Regions from separate parts of the Homo sapiens genome. Here region 1 is linked to region 2. A link is a loop called in an ENCODE intact Hi-C map of the cell type or tissue named here. Cell type or tissue: ascending aorta. All regions are shown on one strand. Links, peaks and the distances in the headings refer to the core of each region. The heading gives the core; the rest is flanking DNA. Region 1 overlaps PDGFRA (platelet derived growth factor receptor alpha). Region 2 overlaps USP46 (ubiquitin specific peptidase 46).

Region 1 (9,464 bases), core at 603-3,102, 1.6 Mb after region 2:
CAATAATAGCCCTTTGCCAAAACAAACCCTCTTTTTCCCTGGGAACTAGACTGCCTTTGCGGGACTAACGAATTAGCTACAAGATTAGAAAGTATGGTTTAGGGGTCACTGTTGTAAAACCTGAGGTCAGTGCTTGAGATATTTTGGAGACCCTGTATTTCGATGCACCAGCTGACACCACCCAGGTCAATAAACTGGCTCATCTGATCTTGGGGCCCCTACCTAGGAACTGACTCAGTGCAAGAGGACAGCATCAGCTCCCTATAATTTCATCTTTGACCCAACCAATCAGCACTCCCCTTTTCACCCCCTACCCACCAAATCATCCTTAAAAACCCCATTCCCCCAGTTTCAGAGACACTGATTTGAGTAATAGCAGAATAGTAGAAATTCCCCCAGTTTCAGAGACACTGATTCGAGTAATAGTAGTAATAGTAGAATAGGTCTCCCGTACAGCTGGCTCTGTGTGAATTAAACCCTTTTTCTATTGCAATTCCCCTGTCTTGGTAAATCGGCTCTGTCTAGGCAGCGGACAAGGAGAATCCATGGGGCGGTTATAAGAGCTGCCCCCCAATTTCAAATATTTATATCTAAGCTTTCTTTATTTTCCTGCCTATTTCCCAACAAGGGATGAGGAGCTTAGGGAGTTAAAAAGTAGTAAAATATGGGGAAAAGGGCATAATTCCCATTATACCAAGAGGCATTGCTGGTGAAGCAATACCTTTCCAGGTACGATTTTCAGTAACACAGACGTGCAGTAAGAGGCAGTGTTGGCTGTTAGTGTCTTTTATGAGCCAAGTCTTTTCCTGGCTTGGCTATCCGTGGTGAGACTGACACCCCGGGAAATGTTTCTCTCAGGGTGAGCTCTTTCAGGGTGGGACAACAGCTTCAGTGTCTTTACGTATGTCTCCTCCCAACATGAAGCTAATTGCTGTGCTCTCGGGCATGTTTAGCTCTTGGTAGAGTGGCTTTCCTAACAAATAGGGAGCAGTGAGCCCAGCCTGAAGTTTTTATTTAGTCACTCCTTAGAATCAGTGATATTTTGAATACTGAAGTATTTCCAGTGGCTAGTAATTTACTAAGACAAAAGATGCCCCTGTTTGCATATGGAAAACAGAAGGGGAGAGAGCCAGGAGGTGTGGGTGAGAGCCCCGAAGGCAAGAGGATCCCAGGGGCTGGCCCAGCACGGAGCTGGTAGACAGCGCGCTCACACCAGGGAGGGCTGCACCCTCCTTTCTCCCGTCTGTGTTTTCTTTCCCTTGCAAGTGTTATTCGACAAAAGCAATTATGCTAATTTCCTTCCCTGTGGGCTCAATTCCTTTTTTGACACGATGACTTGGAGGAGTCATTATGATTACTCCAAACAGGAAAGACACTCGCCCAGCTGTCCGCCCGCAGAGAGCTGGCTACGGTGCAGAAAGCTGAGGAGGCGTCTGGAGTTTTTGGGTGTTAATGATTCTGCCTGCCCACAGGTCGGGTCTTGGGGTCTGGAGCGTTTGGGAAGGTGGTTGAAGGAACAGCCTATGGATTAAGCCGGTCCCAACCTGTCATGAAAGTTGCAGTGAAGATGCTAAAACGTAAGTGCTCCTTCCTGGGGATTTTTTGAGCACGGGGATTTTTTGAGCATGGGGATATTAAGGGAATTTCTCAAAATCATGCAGCTAGTAAATAAGACATTTAGGACTAGGTCCTGATTATTTTGACTCCAGGTTTTATGTGTATTTAGATTAGGTTTATTTAGATTGCTCTTGCTGCCTGTATGTTGGAAAATTAAGAGCTTGTTATTTCCAGTGACTTCTTTTTACTAGAAAGACCAGGAATTAGTTATTAGCACTGAGGCCAAGTAGCTATCTGCTTCTTTTAGACTTCTGGTAAATAGAATGATATCCAATCACAGGATTAGTCATATTCTTGGTTTTTTTCTGAGAACAGGAAGTTGGTAGCTCAGCTGGACTGATATGTGATTTATTCTTTCAACAGCCACGGCCAGATCCAGTGAAAAACAAGCTCTCATGTCTGAACTGAAGATAATGACTCACCTGGGGCCACATTTGAACATTGTAAACTTGCTGGGAGCCTGCACCAAGTCAGGTGGGCTCACTGACCTGGAGTGAGGATTTTCACTGGACACATGTGGTTGTGAAAACTGTTCAATCAGGCTTAAATCCTCCACTCTCCATCCCCACACATGGCAGGGAATAGAAGTCCCTTGAATGGAGCTGACTGGTCCCTTGAATTGATGGAAGCTCATTGGTTTTTGAGCAAAATCTGTTGCCAGTCCAGTCATAGCCATTCATGGCTCTTTATTAAAAAAAAAAAAAAAAAAAAAAAAAAAAAACTTTTTTGGTATCTTATTTTTTTCTGTGCCATATGGTCTGCAGGACAATTCATGGCTTTTCTGTTCTTCATTTTCATACCCATCTCCTAACGGCTTTTGTCCCCATAGGCCCCATTTACATCATCACAGAGTATTGCTTCTATGGAGATTTGGTCAACTATTTGCATAAGAATAGGGATAGCTTCCTGAGCCACCACCCAGAGAAGCCAAAGAAAGAGCTGGATATCTTTGGATTGAACCCTGCTGATGAAAGCACACGGAGGTGGGTGCAAAGAGAGATGTTGCTGTCTATCATTATCTTACAGGCATCACAAATGGAAAGACCCATGTCCTGATAGATATCATGTCTGCAGATTCAGTGCCCAAGGTAGCAAGACTTAGAGTCAAACCACCCTGTCCAGTCTTTCCATGGTCATGCAGAGAGATGCATGATGTCTAAAGGTGTTTTGGACTGGGGTGTCACATGGGAAGGCCTTGCTGATAGGTTTGAATGAGAGTGAGTTAGAATGACTCTGGGAGCTCTTCTGCTATTTACATGTGATCCACTTAGACCTATAAAATGCAGCTCTGGCCAGGGATGCTTGAGTTCTGGAACCTTGCAAGAACTGTCTGTGGATCTCCAAGCTCGAGGTCCTTGCTGAACCTGGACCTATAAATGACGTCAATGATAGTGATCCCTACTGCAGAAATCTACAAGTGGCTATAAAGAACTCTGTAGGTAAGAAATTCTGTAAGATCAGAAAGTACAATGAATTCACTTCATAATAAATTACTTGGTGGACACCAAATGGGTGCTAAATTGATTGGGTAGAAGGAATTGTATGCCCAAGCCACATGGCCACACGGCTCAAGTTCCAACCAAGGCTTGTGAGTTGAAAAACTGAGAAAGAATAATGACAGACTTAACGTAGTGAATTCTTCAAACTTTAAGTGTAATGGACTTACAGGTCCATGGGAGCACAGCCCCACTGTCTTAGATGTGGCTCTTCAGGATGTGCGGGCTCCTGCTAAGGATGTGCAGGGAACTGGCTCTGAAAACAAGTGAACAGTAGTCATCATGGCAGCTGACATTTGTGGAGTCCTTTGTATGTGCCAGGTGCCATGACAAATATTCCGCTAGTCTTTCCCATCTTTGTCAGTGGGATCCATTCTACGTCTTCTGAAAAGTGCTTCCTTGACCCCCAGATCAAGTCATTTTCCTTACAAGCTATTGAAACCTTTCTTCCTTCACAACACAGCTGAGTTTGAGTTGATCTGTGTATTTATTTTGTTTTTTACATTTCTTTTTTTCCCTATTTAAAAAATTTTTTTATTTCCATAGGTTTTTGGGGAACAAGTGGTATTTGGTTACATGAGTAAATTCTTCAGTGGTGATTTGTGAGATTTTGGTGCACCCATCACTGGAGCAGTATACACTGAACCCAGTTTGTAGTCTTTTATCCCTCACCTGCCTCTCAATTTTTCCCCGAGTCCCCAAGTCCATTGTGTCATTCTTATGCCTTTGCATCCTCATAGCTTAGCTCTCACTTATGAGTGAGAACGTACGATGTTTGGTTTCCATTTCTGAGTTACTTCACTTAGAATAATAGTCTCTAATCCCATCCAGGTTGCTGCAAAAGCCATTAATTCATTCCTTTTTATAGCTGAGTTACATATATATATATATATATGCACACCTACACATACATATGTATAGATACACTGCAGTTTCTTTATCCACTCCTTGATTGATGGGCATTTGGGGTTGGTTCCACATTTTTTCAATATGTGAATTGTGCTGCTATAAACATGTGTGTGCAAGTATCTTTTTAGTATGACTTCCTTTCCTCTGGTAGATACCCAGTAGTGGAATTGCTGTGATGCATGTATTTGTGCGACTATTTGATTAATGCTCATTTCCTTGACTAGATCACCTCATGTGAAAGGTATGGATTGGTTTTGCTTTTACCCAGTTAGCTCCCATGCCTACCTCAGTACCTGGCACATAATCATCATCTACTGAAAGTGGAATGACCACTTCAGAAGGGCACCCTGGGTAAGATTTCTCTTTCTGTTTTTACAGCTATGTTATTTTATCTTTTGAAAACAATGGTGACTACATGGACATGAAGCAGGCTGATACTACACAGTATGTCCCCATGCTAGAAAGGAAAGAGGTTTCTAAATATTCCGACATCCAGAGATCACTCTATGATCGTCCAGCCTCATATAAGAAGAAATCTATGTTAGGTAAAAGTGTCTATACTCACTCTGGGTGTTGGGACTTTCCAGTGGTTTAATATGATACTTAAAGTATTTAGAGGGAAGTGTATAGGGATGGTAAGTGAACCTGGCAGCCCACGTGGTCTCTAAATGCAGGTCTGCACAACCAGTTCTGTGACATGTTTCCAGGTTTGTGGCCTGTAAATTGAAAAGAATAAAAGCTGACAATGTAACAAATTTTTTAAACTTTAAATTTAATAGTTTTAAAGAATTTTCTTGGTGTGTTCCTGCAGTAAACATTTTTTAAAAAAAATAATTATTTATTCTGATATAATGAACTTCCTTTTTTATTGCTGTCTTTTTCTTTTTTAATGAAAATATGGTGATTGATTTTTTTTAATGCCCTTACTTGGCAGAATTACAAGTTGGCTGTCTTATGTTGGTTCCTCACCTTGCTTTTTTTCCCTTAAGTTTTAGAAGTCTCTGATGTCTATGAGTTCAGTAACCCTTGCTTTTACTTTTCCTAACATTCAATTTGTGATAGGAACTCTAGAGTAGATAATTTGCAGTTATATTTTCTGGACCAGTGTTTCTGTTGAATGTATTTTGAAGGTGGGTCTATCTGTTTTTCAAGTACATGAATATGTGGCAGGGTTAAATTGATTTATAAACTCCAGGGAGTCCAGCTGATGCCCAGACCAGATGGATCACTTCACATCTGCTCAGGGTGGTTCCTCCAGAGCCCTGAACTGGTCACAGACATGAAGCTGGAAGTCTGACATTGGCTTGTCCTGTGAGCTTGCCTTTTTGGGTCTGAGCCTTCCCATTAGTCAATGCAAAAAAGTGTTGAGCTGCCCTGGACATTGTTTTGGAAATTATTGATGTGCTCTGAATGTTTTCAGGTTCTTAAGTGAAAGGTACAATCCATTTAAAAAAGAATGTGTTTGTTTTGCAAAGCTCAGTACACAATATTTTCCATTTCTGCGGTTCCAAGTTCCATTCACTTCTCATTGCCAAATGGGTGAACTTCCAAGCGCTTTTAAAAGATTAGCCAGTGAGAGTTATCGGAACCAGTACTTCCTCTCCCCTCCCATATTGTTAAAAATAGTTTACATTGCTTCCCAGGCTGGGCTGGTGGAGTTGGCACGAGATGTCAGAGGAACCTGAGTCATGCTCAGGCCCAAGCCCTGTTGGCAGGCAGACCACTGCTTTCTGGCCTTCCGTGACTATCTGAAAAAAATCGTGAATGGCTAGAGCTACTCTTCACTTGCTGAACATTTTCAAAAAGAATTGAGAACTTCTGGATTAAATTGCCTTCTTCCTCGAAAACCCTGGGACCCTTCCAGATGGGACTAACTGGGGAAAGTGGACAAGTTACAAACAAAGAAACTCAAAGGAAAGTCATTGGCACTGATCTCTAAGATGCTATCACATGTGATTGGTGGTTGATTTTATTAACAAATTATAAGCAAAGTACTACAAAGGTGGCTTTAAAAAGAAAATAAAGCAATTCACAGAAACTACTTTTTCATGTAGCTTGTATGTGTGCTCCATGTATTTCATCATGGAAGATTTTAGTGTGTGTTTATGTGTATGTGTGTTTTAAAGGTAGCTGAGATGATTTGCTAATTATGGTTGAAAAAAAGAAATTTAGGAGGTAAACAAAATAATTATGTGTAAGATTGGTCCTTGTGGCTGTGTGTGTGTTTTGTGTGTGCGTGTATGTCTCTGTGTGTTTTAGGCTGTTCTTTTATTGCTATAAATAAATACTTGAGACTGGGTAATTTATAAGGGAAAGAGGTTTAATTAGTTCATGATTCTGCAGGCTTTACAGGAATCAAGATACTGGTAGATCTGCTCAGTTTTTGGAGAGGCCTCATGAAGCCATGAAGTCATGGCAGAAGGCAAAGCAGTGCAGGCACATCACATGGCCAGAGCAAGAGCAAGCGAGAGAGAGAAAGAGAGAGGTGCCACACACTTCTAAACAGTCAGATCTTACAAGAAGTCACTTACTATTGCGAGGACAGCACCAGAAGGATGGTGCTAAATTGTTCGTAAGAAATCTGTCCCCATGATCCATTCATCTGCCACCAGTCCCCACCTCCAATACTGGAGATTACAATTCAACATGAGATTTGGGTGGGGACACATATTCAAACTATATCATACTGACCCTGGACCCTCCCAAATCTCATGTCCTTCTCACATTTCAAAATACAATCATCCCTCCACAATAGTCCCCTCAAGCCTTAACTCATTCCAGCATCAACTCAAAGTCCAAAGTCTTATCTGACACAAGGCAGGTCCCTTCCACCTATGAGCCTGTAAAATAAAGAACAAGTTATTTACTTTCAAGATACAATGGGGTTATAGGCATTGGGTCAACATTCCCATTCCCAAAGGGAGAAATCGGCCAAAAGAAAGGGGCTACAAGCCCCACAGAAGTTCAGAACCCAGCAGGGCTGAAAACTCCAAATAAACTCCATTGACTCCATATCCCATGTCCAGAGCACACTGATGCAAGGGGTGGAGCTCTTGGGAGGGATGGAACACCCTGTGGCTTTGCAGGGTTTAGCCCCTGCAGCTGCTCTCAGGGGCTGTTGTCGAGTGCCTGTGGTTTTTCCTGGTGCAGAGTGCAGGCTGTTGGTGGATATATTATTCATGGAGGATGGTGGCCCTCCCCTCGTAGCTTCACGAGGCAGTGCCCCAGTGGAGACTCTGTGTGGGGACTTCAACCCCACATTTCCCCTCTGCAGTGCCCTAGTAGAGGTTCTCTGTGAGGGCTCCAATCCTGCAGCATGCTTCTGTCTGGACACCCTGGTTTTTTAATATATCCTCCGAAATCTAGGCAGAGGCTCCCAAGCCTCAACTCTTAACACTCTGTGCACCCACAGGCTAACACCACATGGAAGCGGCCAAGGTTTATGGCTGTCACAAGCTGAAGCAGCAGCCCAAGCTGCACCTGAACTCCTTTGAGCCACAGCTGGAGCTGGAGTCATAGGGATGCAGGGAGCAGTGTCTCGAGGCTGCACAGGGCAGTGGACCCTGGGGCTGGCCCATGAGACCATTCTTCCCTCCTAGGCCTCTGGGCCTGTGATGGGAGGGGCTGCCATGAAGGTGTCTGAAATGCCTTAAAGGCCTTTTTCCCATTGTTTTGGCAATCAGCCTTTGCCTCCTTTTTAGTTATGCAAATTTCTCTAGCAAGTGGTTGCCCAGCAGCCCTCTTTAATTCTCTCCCAAAAAAGCTTTTACTTTCTCTGTCACATGGCCAAGCTACAAATTTTCCAACCTTTTATGCTCTGCTTCCCTTTTACTTTTTTTTTATTTTAAAGAGATGGGGTCTCACTATGTTGTCCAGGCTAGTTTGAACTCTTGGACTCAAGCAATCCTCTCACTCATCCTCCCAAAGTGTTGGGATTATAGGTGTGAGCCACTGCGCCCAGCCTCTGCTTCTCTTTTAAATATAAGTTTCAACTTCAAGTCATTTCTTTGCTTCTGCATCTGACTGTAGGCTATTGGAAGCAGCCAGGCCATATCGTGAACACTTTGCTGCTTAGAAATTTCTTCCACCAGATATCCTAGGTCATCACTCTCAAGTTCAAACTTCCACATATTCCTAGGGCATGGACATAATGTGGCCAAGTTCTTTGCTGAAGCTTAACAAGGGTGACCTTTACTCCAGTTCCCAATAAGTTCTTCATTTTCATCCGAGACCTTGGCAGCCTGGATTTCATTGTCCATATCATTATCAGCATTTTGGTCACAAGCATTTAACCAGTCTCTAAGAAGTTCCAAACTTTCCTTCATCTTCCTGTCTTCTTCTGAGCCCTCCAAACTCTTCTTATCTCTGCCTGTTACCCAGTTATCTTTACAGCAATTCCCCATTCCTTGATACCAATTTTCTCTATTAGGCTGTTTTTGCATTGCTATAAAGAAATACCTGAGACTGAGTAATTTATAAAGAAAAGAGGTTTCATTGGCACATGGATTCTGCAGGCTATACAGGCATTTGCTTCTGGAGAGGCCTCAGGAAGCTTCCAATCATGGTGGAAGGTAAAGGGGGAGCAGGCATATCACATGGCCAGAGCAGGAGCAAGTGAGAGAGAGACAGAGAGAGAGAGAGAGAGAGAGAGAGAGAGAGAGGTGCCATACAGTTTTAAACAGGCAGATCTTGTAAGAAGTCACTCACTTTTGCAAGGATAGCACCAAGGGGATGGTGCTAAACCATTTGTGAGAAATTCACCCCCATGATCCAGTCACCTCCCACCAGGCCCCACCTCCAATACTGGGGATTACACTTCAACATGAGATTTGGGTGGGGACACATATCCAAACTATATCATTGCGTGTGTGTGTGTGTGTATAATTTTTAAACCAGATATATGTTTCTGCATATCTCTTTCCTTTCTTTCATTCTTTCTATCTTTTTTTTTTTTTTTTTTTTTTGAGACAGAGTCTCACTCTGTCACCCAGGCTGCAGTGCAGTGGTGTGATCTTGGCTCACTGCAACTCATTGCAACCTCCTCCTCCCTGATTCAAGCAATTCCCCTGCCTCAGCCTCCTGAGTAGCTGGGATTACAGGCACATGCCACCATGCCTGGCTAATTTTTTTGTATTATTAGTAGAGATAGGGTTTTACCATGTTGGCCAGACTGGTCTCAAACTTCTGACCTCAGGCAATCCACCCACCTCGGCCTCCCAAAGTGCTGGGATTATAGGCATAAGCCACCATGCCTGGCCTATATATCTATTTTCTAAGATAGAATCTTTGCATAGTGATATTCATCTGTGAGATCTAAACATTCTACAAAAAAATTAAGAAAATATTTTTGGATGTGTTCTTTGGGCATGCCTCTGCAACCTGATGATTTCCTGCTGCCTGCCAGCACCAATACATTTAATTTCTTTTCTGCAGACTCAGAAG
Region 2 (9,464 bases), core at 3,980-6,479:
CTACTCCCCACTCATAGCATCCTGTATGTCTCCCTTATATATTCCAGTTATTATTTATATAATTATTAACATCTGTCCAATGCCCTAAATTATATATATAATATATATAATTTTATATATATATTTTTTTTATGAAAAAAATATATATATTACTCGTGGGAGCAAAGAATGTGTCTGACCTGCCCAATACTGCGTTCTCAGTGGCTAGCACATAGTAGCCCCACAATACCTGCTGCATGGACTGATGGCTGGATGAATGCATGCATGGACAGGGATGGGTAGGGCTGTCTGGGTAGCTTCCATGTGCATGATAATTTGGAAACATATGTTCGTGCTCTCCCTATGTACTGTTCAGTGAGGCATAAGCGGTACCCTTCACCACTTCCCCATTCTCCCTTCCCTTTTATAGACACATACTCTAAGAATTGGTTTCCATGGATACAGAATGTCACTGATATTGACATTTGGAACCAAACTCCTACTTCACATGCTAGCATTTTTCATTGGTAACGTGAATCTTTGTGCATCCTTAACAGACTTAGGGCTTAAATATGTTAAATGTAAATGTTTGCATAATAAAAGAACACAGACATGATGGGGAATGTTTCATGAGATCATGATGATAATTGCTTAAAGATAAATTAAGCAGTAGCATCAAAGTTTTAAATGACCATATCCTTCAACCCTGCAATTTGACTTTTTTTATTCTACTATATTTTCACAGAAGTGGAAAAAGAGATAAAGGCTGTAAAAAGACCCAAATAATGTAAGTGTGGATTAAACAAGATGAAAATTTATTTTTCTCTCATGTAAGTATGCAAGAGGATGCAGCGTGGGCCTGATACAGCTGCTCTGCAGTGTTGAGGACTCGGGGTCCTTTTATCTTGTTGCACTGTCATCCTCAAGAGCCAGTTTCCATCTTTGGAACCAATATGGCTACTCTAGCTCCTACCACCAAATGCCTTCTGCCAGGGGGAAGCAGAAAAAAAAATGGGAAAGGACTGATCCTCCTCTAGGATGCTCCTGGAAGCTGCACACATTACTTTTGCTCACAATCCTGCTAGCTAGAATCTAATCTAGTCATATGGCCACACCTAGCTGCAAGGGAGTTTGGCAAAGGTGGTCTTTACCTGGGCAGCCACGACCAGGTAAAATGTCTCTAGAAATGAAAAGTGAATTTTTTTTTTCAGACAGGTTCTCACTCTGTCGCCCAGGCTGGAGTGCAGTGGTGCTAACAGGGTTCACTGCAGCGTCAACCTTTCAGGCTCAAGTGATCCTCCCACCTCAGCCCCATGAGTAGCTGGTACTACAGGCATATGCTACCATGCCTGGGTTTTTTTTTTTTTTTTTTTTTTTGGTAGAGTCAGGGTCTTGCCATGTTGTCCAGGCTGGTCTCGAAATTCCTGGGCTCAAACAATCCTTTCCCCTTGACCTCCTAAAGTGCTGGGATTACTGGTGTGAGCCATTGTGCCTGGCTGAAAAATGGATACTGAGGGGACAATCAGTAGTCATATCCCTGCAGCAAGCTTTCTAACAGGAAAAAAAAAATGGGAGTAACTTGAATTGGGTAAATAATTATAGTAATTCATATGATGGAATACCATGTAGCTAATTTAAAAAGTAAAGTTACCCTACAGGTACTGCTATGAAAATTTGCCTAAGATACAATGATAAGTAAAAACATGTTACAGAGTAATAACGTGTTGCATAGGACAATACTGTAAATGTGGTTCATTCCATCAACAGACACTGAGCCCTGCGACGTGCCTGGCTCTATTCTACATCTGAGGGACACAAGGTGAACAAGACCAGGCCACTGTATTCAACATCTACATTTAATGGAAATTTTTGAAAGAAGACTTGAGAGATTATAACAGTGGTCTTCAGCATCAGGGAGTAGGCCTAGAAGAAGAGGAGGTCAAGAAGTGGCTTTTCTTATTATCTTCTTAACTCTTCAAATTTTTACTATGAGCAATTATTATTTTTTATTAAAATTTTAGGCCAGGCTTATGGCTGTAATCCTAGCAGTTTGGGAGGCCAAGGTGAGCGGATCACTTGAGGTTGGGAGTTCGAGACCAGCCTGACCAACATGGAGAAACTCTGTCTCTACTTAAAAAAAAAATACAAAATTAGCCAGGCATGGTGGCACATGCCTGTAGTCCCAGCTACTCAGGAGACTGAGGCAGGGGAATTGCCTGAACCTGGGAGACAGAGGTTGCAATGAGCCAAGATCACGCCACGGCACTCCAGCCTAAGCAATAAGAGCAAAACTCCATCTCAAAAAAAAAAAAAAAAATTAACAAATTTTTAAAAATATAATGAAAGTTTAGTAAACAAATGTCCTGCAAACCAGTTGCCTAAGGCCCTCGGCAAATACCTCAGAGCTGTATTTGGCCATTTTTTTTTTTTTACCACTATGAAATGCCTTTGATTTCAGTCACTTTACCTCTCTGTGGCCTTAACTTCCTGGCTGAGAGGCTGGGCTGTTGATATCCAGCCTGACTATTCCTCAGGGCAGCAGAGAGAATGAAGCAAAACTGGGAATGTTATCAGCACTGTATAAATTGTAAAGTATGTTACAAACCCAAGAGATTGCACTTCTATTGCTAGCACCCTGCACAAGACACAAAAGGCAATGAGGGGAACTGAAAAATAATTGTTATATGACCAGATGGTGAACAAAGTACCGATCTTGGGGGGTAAATCACAGGGTCGGGAAGCATAAGAAACATAGGGTTCTTATTTCCATCAGTAAAAAACGTAGTAACCTTTGAAAAACAGTGCAGCCAACTTTATTAAAAATAGCATCTGAGCTGGGACAAGTTCCAACAAGACTATAATGTTAGCTCCTCAAAGCACCTCTGAAAGCAATTCTATGACTGCCAAGGGGTGCTACCAAAACACAAACAACAATAACAAAATCCCAGGAAGGATGATTCATAAATGCATAAGACGGATAAAGAAAGAAATGTTTTGAAGCAATTTACAAGGAAAACAAGTTAGAATTTCTTCCTTGGTCGAGGGGTAAAGGATGAAGACGGCCTTGCCCAGAAGGAGGAAATAATCAAAACAATGGCATTAAAAGGTCTGGAAAAACCAATGAGAACACTGTCAAAATATGGAAGAGCCTAAAACAAAAACACAGGGACCAGGAAGCATCCTTGGAGAAGAGCCAGACCATGCCACAGATTAAAAAACGAAGGCCCAGAGAAGTAAACTTACTTGCCCAAGATCTTTCTAAGGCACCTCATTTATCTGCATCCTAGGACATGCAGCCTTTCTTTCAAGTTTGTACAAGGAAGGGACACAAGAAAGGCCAAAGATAACATGTAAGGATTTCTAAGTACATAGAGAATAAGTCATTAATTATAGACCATAAATTAAAGTGGATGACAGAAGAGGTGAACATTGCTGCTAAACCCACATTTGTAGATCTATCGTTCAAAAGGCTACTCTACTTATCAACTATACTTTCAAAGTACAAAGCACATAAAGGACCTATTTTCAAAAGGACTAGTGTCCCCAGAATTCTGATGACAAAGATCATTCCTATAGTCTTATGAAGAAAGTGAAGCAAAAATGAAGTGACTCAGCCCAAGATCTCAGGATGAGTCAGAAGACACCTGACAGAATTCAAGGGTGATTACAGAGGAATTATGGCTACCGATGCCTCTGATGTAATTAATAATAATAGAGAACTCATAAATAGCATAGACTGTGTACAGTTACTGTTCTAGGGATTTTACTTGTATTTCATTCATTTTCATCTTCATAATAACTCTATGAGGCAGACACTGCTACTGGCCTTATTTTAAAGATAAGAAAACTGAGAGGGCAGGGAACTATTCAAGTTCACACAGCTACTAAGTACTGGAATTGGGTTTGAACTTGAACAATCTGGCTCCAGTGTGTGTGCCCCTAACTACTACATAATATTGACTCTCAGGGAGGCAGAGTCTCCTTGGAACCACAGAACTGAAAGAACTGAAGAAACCGAAGAGGTCACAAAGTTGTTGGGAGAACCCCCTTCCTTCTGAAGCACCCCTTGAAATTTTCTAGAATGAGAACACACAAGTCCTTTTCCATGGAATCTCTACAGAGTACTGGCAACTTGTTTAGAGAAAACATAAAATTGAGGTTGGGAGTCAGAGGAGACATGAGATGTAGTTAAGAGGAAAGCAGATTTTTTTTCAAAATCACTTCAAAGACTGTGGACCTTTTATCTAGCCAAAGAATAAAAACAAATAATGTCAACTTTTAAAATGCTAAAAGAGAAAACCGTACCAAAAAGCAAATTTGAGTTCTAGAGAGTAAACCATTCTACACCTAATAATGAAATAATGTGCAATCTTTACTAAATACTTGGATAGATACTGACAATAATATAACAAAAACAATGGAAAAGGGAGAGAAAGAAAGTGCATATGCAGAACAAAATGTGTTAATATATTAATGTAGCTTATCTCTTGGTAACATAGCTTATCTCTTGGATTATTGCAGGGAGAGGGTAGGGGAGGAGAAAACTGGCGATGAATTAAATAGAGGAACGAAATTATTTATTTTAATCCAAAGAAAGCTGCAGAATATCTGTTATGCCTTTAAAAGATACGAACCCACAGACCAGCCTGGAGCACCCTCCATCTCCTCCTCTGGCTGCCTCTCCTCATCATTTGGTTTCAATGTCACTTCTTCAAAGCTACCTTCCCTGACCCTTCCCACTCATAGAATCCTGTCTGTTCCTCCACAGCCCTTAGCACAATCTGTAACATCATAATTGTAATTATTTAACAACTGTCTTCCCACTAGACCACAGGTCTGCAAATTACAGCCTATGGGCAGAATATGACCCACCAATTGTTGTCATAAATAAAGTTTTACTGCAACACAGCCATGATCATTCATTTACTTATGGCAACTACTTTCACAATATTAACAGCAGAATTGCGTAGCTGTGATAGAGACACTACGGCCCACAAAGTCTAAAGCATTTACTGTCCAGACATTTACAGAAAAGCTTACCAACCCCTGTACTATGCCATAAGCTTTATAAGGGCAGCAATTAGGTCTGATTCATTTGCCAGCACCTAGTAGAATGTCTGGTTGTATAGAAGGCACTTGATAAATTTGCTCACTGAATAAACTTGGGAAGCAGGGGAAAAGTTAGCAGTAGGTGCCACTCATTCAGAGAACTTCACATCTACATATTCATTTAATCTTGCCTGCCACCCCAAGGCAGATTACTCTTAATATCCCCATTCTACACATGAAAAAAATGTAGGGAACCTGCCCAAGCTCACTCAGCCAATAAGAGCAGATCTGGGATTCAAACCTATGTAAATTCGGTTCCTGAGTCTGAGCTCTGGACCACAAGCCAGGAGAGGAGATATTTTCATTCACATTTTCAGTAATTCTTTAGCTACAGATGTAAGGCTTGGGCAGCCAGCCAGGAACTGTCTCTGAGTATGTCCACTTTGGCTGCTGGCTGTCACACATTACCTAACCACCGGGCACTTACCCAGAGTGGCTACGAATGCCTGACCTGTTTAGTTAGCAACATATCACCACGGAGCCCCTGTCCCACTGAGCAATACTGAATGTGACTCTCTCTGCCAAATAAATCACTGATGGGGACTCATTATCCCCATGTCATAGCTGAAGGAAATGAGGTTAACTAACTTGCCAAGGTCAAGTGTTAGCATGAGGCAGAGGTAAGTGGTGAACCTATGATCTTAACACCATTATTCCACAACCCTGGCTCCTGTTTCAACAGCCCACTCCTCTCCAGGCTTCAACAGGGAAAGCAATCATGAACAAGAAGGCAGTCAAGGGGCATTTTCATCCCACAGCATGACAACATGTCACTTCTATGTCTTATGTCAGAAGTCCCCAACCCCCAGGTACAGTTCTGTGACCTGTTAGGAACCAAGCGGCACAGCAGGTGAGCAGGCATTACCACCTGAGCTCTACCTCCGGTCAGATCAGCAATAGCATTAGATTCTCATAGGAGAGTGAACTCTATTGTGAACTGCGCATCAGAGGGATCTAGGTTGCATACTCCTTCTGAGAGTCTAATGCCTGATAATCTGAGGTGGAACGTTCATCCCAAAACCATCCCCAGCTCTGCCCAGGTTTGTGGAAAAATTGTCTTCCACAAAACCTGTCCCTGGTGCCAAAAAGTTTGGGGACCGCTATCTTACATGATATTGAATTAAAAAAAAAAAAAAAAAAAAACCTCTGAAAAAAACCTTGGCCAGGCGCAGTGGCTCACGCCTGTAATCCCAGCACTTTGAGAGGCCGAGGTGGGTGGATCACGCGGTCAGGAGTTTGAGACCAGCCTAACCAATATGGTGACACCCCGTCTCTACTAAAAATACAAAAAATTAGCCGGGCGTGGTGGCACGCGCCTGTAAGCCAAGCTACTAAGGAGGCTGAGGCAGGAGAATTGCTTGAACCCAGGAGGTGGAGGTTGCAGTGAGCTGACATCGTGCCATTGCACTCCAGCCTGGGTGACAGAGAGGGACTCCATCTCAAAACAACAACAACAAAAATTAGCCGGACATGGTGGCATGCACCTATAATCCCATGTACTCGGGAGGCTGAGGCAGGAGAATAGCTTGAACCCGGGAGGCAGAAGTTGCAGTGAGCCGAGATCGCGCCACTGCACTCCAGCCTGTGAGGTGAAGACAGACTCTATCTCAAAAAAAAAAAAAAAAAAAGAAAACCTCAACATGACTTCATTTAATAATTGTACACAGAAGCCAAAACATCTGCCACTGAAGAAAGCTGACCTGGGATACTTGACTACATGACCATCCCAAGTCATTCTAGCAAGGAGCATTAAAGAACATCTAGAAAGAAGCTGTGGCTGGCAAAACAATTCTCCATATATTTAGAGATAACAAAATGAAGTCCTCATGCAAAACTAAAACTTCAAGTCAAAAGCAGAACAAAGAATCTTGAGACCATGCCTGTTTTCTAGCTGCAGGTGGAAGACAAGGAAATAGCCACTTATGTCACTGAACTCAGTGAGCTAGAAGCAAGAACCTCATTTCCAATTCAATCCTTCTACAAAGCCACCAAGATGCTGCCTGAATTATCATGTCCCCTAAGCTCCTACTTTACCCACAAATACACTTCCCATCTGTTCCCAGAAAGGCAGCAGAGGAGGCTGGGGTCCTTGCAAAATCCTAGGTCAAAGAGGCCTTGATATGGTTTGGCTCTGTGTCCCCACCCAAATCTCATCTAGAATTGTAATTCCCACAATTCTAGGGGCCTGGTGGGAGGTGATTGGATCATTGGGGCGGTCTTTCCCCTCGCTGTTCTCATGATAGTGAGTGAGTTCTCACAAGATCGGGTTGTTTGAAAGTGTGTGGCACTTTCCCTTTCTCTCTTGCTCTCTCCTGCTCCACCATGGTAAGATGTGCCTGCTTTCCCTACACCTTCTGCCATGATTTTAAGTTTCCTGAAGCCTCCCAGTCATGCTTCCTGTTAAGCCTTTGGAACTGTGAGTCAATTAAACCTCTTTTCTTCATAAATTACCCAGTCTCAGGTAGTTCTTTATAGCACTGTGAGAATGGACTAATATAGGCCTGCTCTGTAAATTTTATTAATAGGGTGATTTCATCCTCCCATCTTCTCATCCAAGCTCAAGGTCTTCATCAGTGAAAATCACAACACCTGCATTCCCACCTTACAGCATGGGGAGCACTGCAGGAGTCAACATGCCTCAATGCACTTGTGCGGCAACCCGGCCCTCGGGAACCAGTCCCTCCTGGGTCAGTATTGCACCATCAGAGATATTTTCCACTAATGTAACAAAACCATCCTGAAATGTGCTGATTATGAAATGTAAAATATAAAATTCTGGGCTCTCTCCTCCCATCCTCAAATAGAGTAGCAATGGGAGAAAAAACATGAGTAAGTTGTTCTTTACAGCAATGTTATTTACTCAAAACTCTCTGTGGTGAGCTACATCCAGAAACTAAAAACATGGAGATAAAATGAATGGATAGAGTAATTTTGTATCTGTCAAGTTTAGTAACAAAAAAATTAAGGCTTGCATTTTATTTCTCTTTGGGTTTTTTTAATTCCATTTTGCTAGTTATTCCTTTTTATTGTATTTTACAAATATATTGGTCTGAGACAGATTGAAAATAACAATAAAACTGGTCCTTCCCTACAGACTCTGAAAATAATTACCAACAGCAAGGTATTTAAATAAAATTGAGTTTATTTTCCTAAATATGTGAATAGCTGCTGAAGCTCACTTCTAATAAGAGAAATGCAAACTACAAATATACTAAGACACCATCTTTCCCCTGACTGGCAAAGATCAAAAGGTTTCTGGGTAGCACACTGCTTTGGCAAGGCTGCAGGCAGCCAGAGTCACACATATTGCTGATGGAGGGCAATTTGGCAAAATCCATCCCAGTTACAAATGCAAATCCATTTTTAGGAAGTCGGTCCACAGATATACTCCCACATATGGACAAAGTTGTTCCTTACAGCCTTGTTTGTAAAAACCGAAGACTAGAAAACTACCTACAACATGTCCTGCTAGTCAGTGAGGGCCTGGTTCAGTGAATTCAGTAGACTCAAGCAAGTGAATACTCTGCAGCCATAAAAAAAGAATGAGGTGGCTCTTCCCACAGACCCTCCTACAAGACACAAACAGCAAGGGGCAGATCAGGACAGATCAGGGTATACTCTATGTACTCTTTGTGTTTTTAAAAACTAAGAGAGAAATATAAACACAGTTGCTTGTATATGCATATAACTCTAAATGGAAGCATAAGAAACTATAACTATTGATAGATGCCAGAGATAAGAATTGGACACTGGGTCTATTTTCAACATACAACCTTGTGCACATTTTGAAATTTCTGCCACATAAACTCATAGTACCTATTCAGACACTTTACTTAAAAATTTAGAAAAGAAACTGCGCTTAGCTACTTCATGTATTTCTCAGTTAGGAAGGCTGTGTGTGCCAAATGACACAAAAGAGTGTGGTATAAGCTCATTCAAAGACAACATATCTTTTACTACAGAATGTGCTCTCATTCTCAGGAAAAGGAAAAACATTGTATCTTGACTAGTGACAACAAAAGCTTGGCCACACACCACCAGCATGTGTCTTCCAATGGCATTTTTGTCAGAAATCATAGCTTCTTCCTCCTTTTGTCCTGCAGCCCTTCCCTAGTTCTCCTTGACTGAAAACCATAGCTGGTTTATAACACACATGCTCGTCTTCTTGCCACTGCTCACCAGCAGGAGTGGTTCTTATTTTATAGACCCAGAGAGGCCTCAGTGACCTGCCCAACACCGCTAAAGCTGGAAAGCAATCAGAGCCTGGGATTTCTGAGTCCTAGCTCAGGGCTCTGTCTACTACAGTGTTTGGTGGACTCTTTCACTAATGGAAATAAGAAGGGCACTGGAAGAAAGTGGTAATGCAATGCCCAGGC

The links. Peaks named below come from ENCODE experiments on the same cell type or tissue, not always from the same donor. Only the 100,000 strongest peaks of a DNase experiment are listed, where the experiment ranks them.
Region 1: it touches region 2 in a loop (2.6-fold over the local background); 1 of 110 quality-filtered maps calls a loop at or near these places.

What each region holds. Positions count from the first base shown.
Region 1 is chr4:54,275,916-54,285,379 of GRCh38, forward strand. PDGFRA (platelet derived growth factor receptor alpha) reads left to right here. Exons shown (of 23, transcript NM_006206.6): 13 at 1,473-1,577; 14 at 1,981-2,091; 15 at 2,447-2,600; 16 at 4,401-4,567; 17 at 9,456-9,464. Among named protein-coding and RNA genes, the nearest start is that of PDGFRA, 51 kb to the left of the region's middle. RefSeq lists enhancers at 2,241-2,764, 5,178-6,377. In ascending aorta, for the core only: no CTCF peak of the experiment used is centred there; a DNase peak (open chromatin) is centred at 2,016; H3K4me3 peaks cover 444 bases; H3K27ac peaks cover 2,500 bases.
Region 2 is chr4:52,638,528-52,647,991 of GRCh38, forward strand. All of the region lies in intron 1 of USP46 (ubiquitin specific peptidase 46), which reads right to left. Among named protein-coding and RNA genes, the nearest start is that of USP46, 16 kb to the right of the region's middle. RefSeq lists a silencer at 1,079-1,309 and enhancers at 3,417-3,486, 3,497-3,686. In ascending aorta, for the core only: no CTCF peak of the experiment used is centred there; a DNase peak (open chromatin) is centred at 5,484; H3K27ac peaks cover 2,101 bases.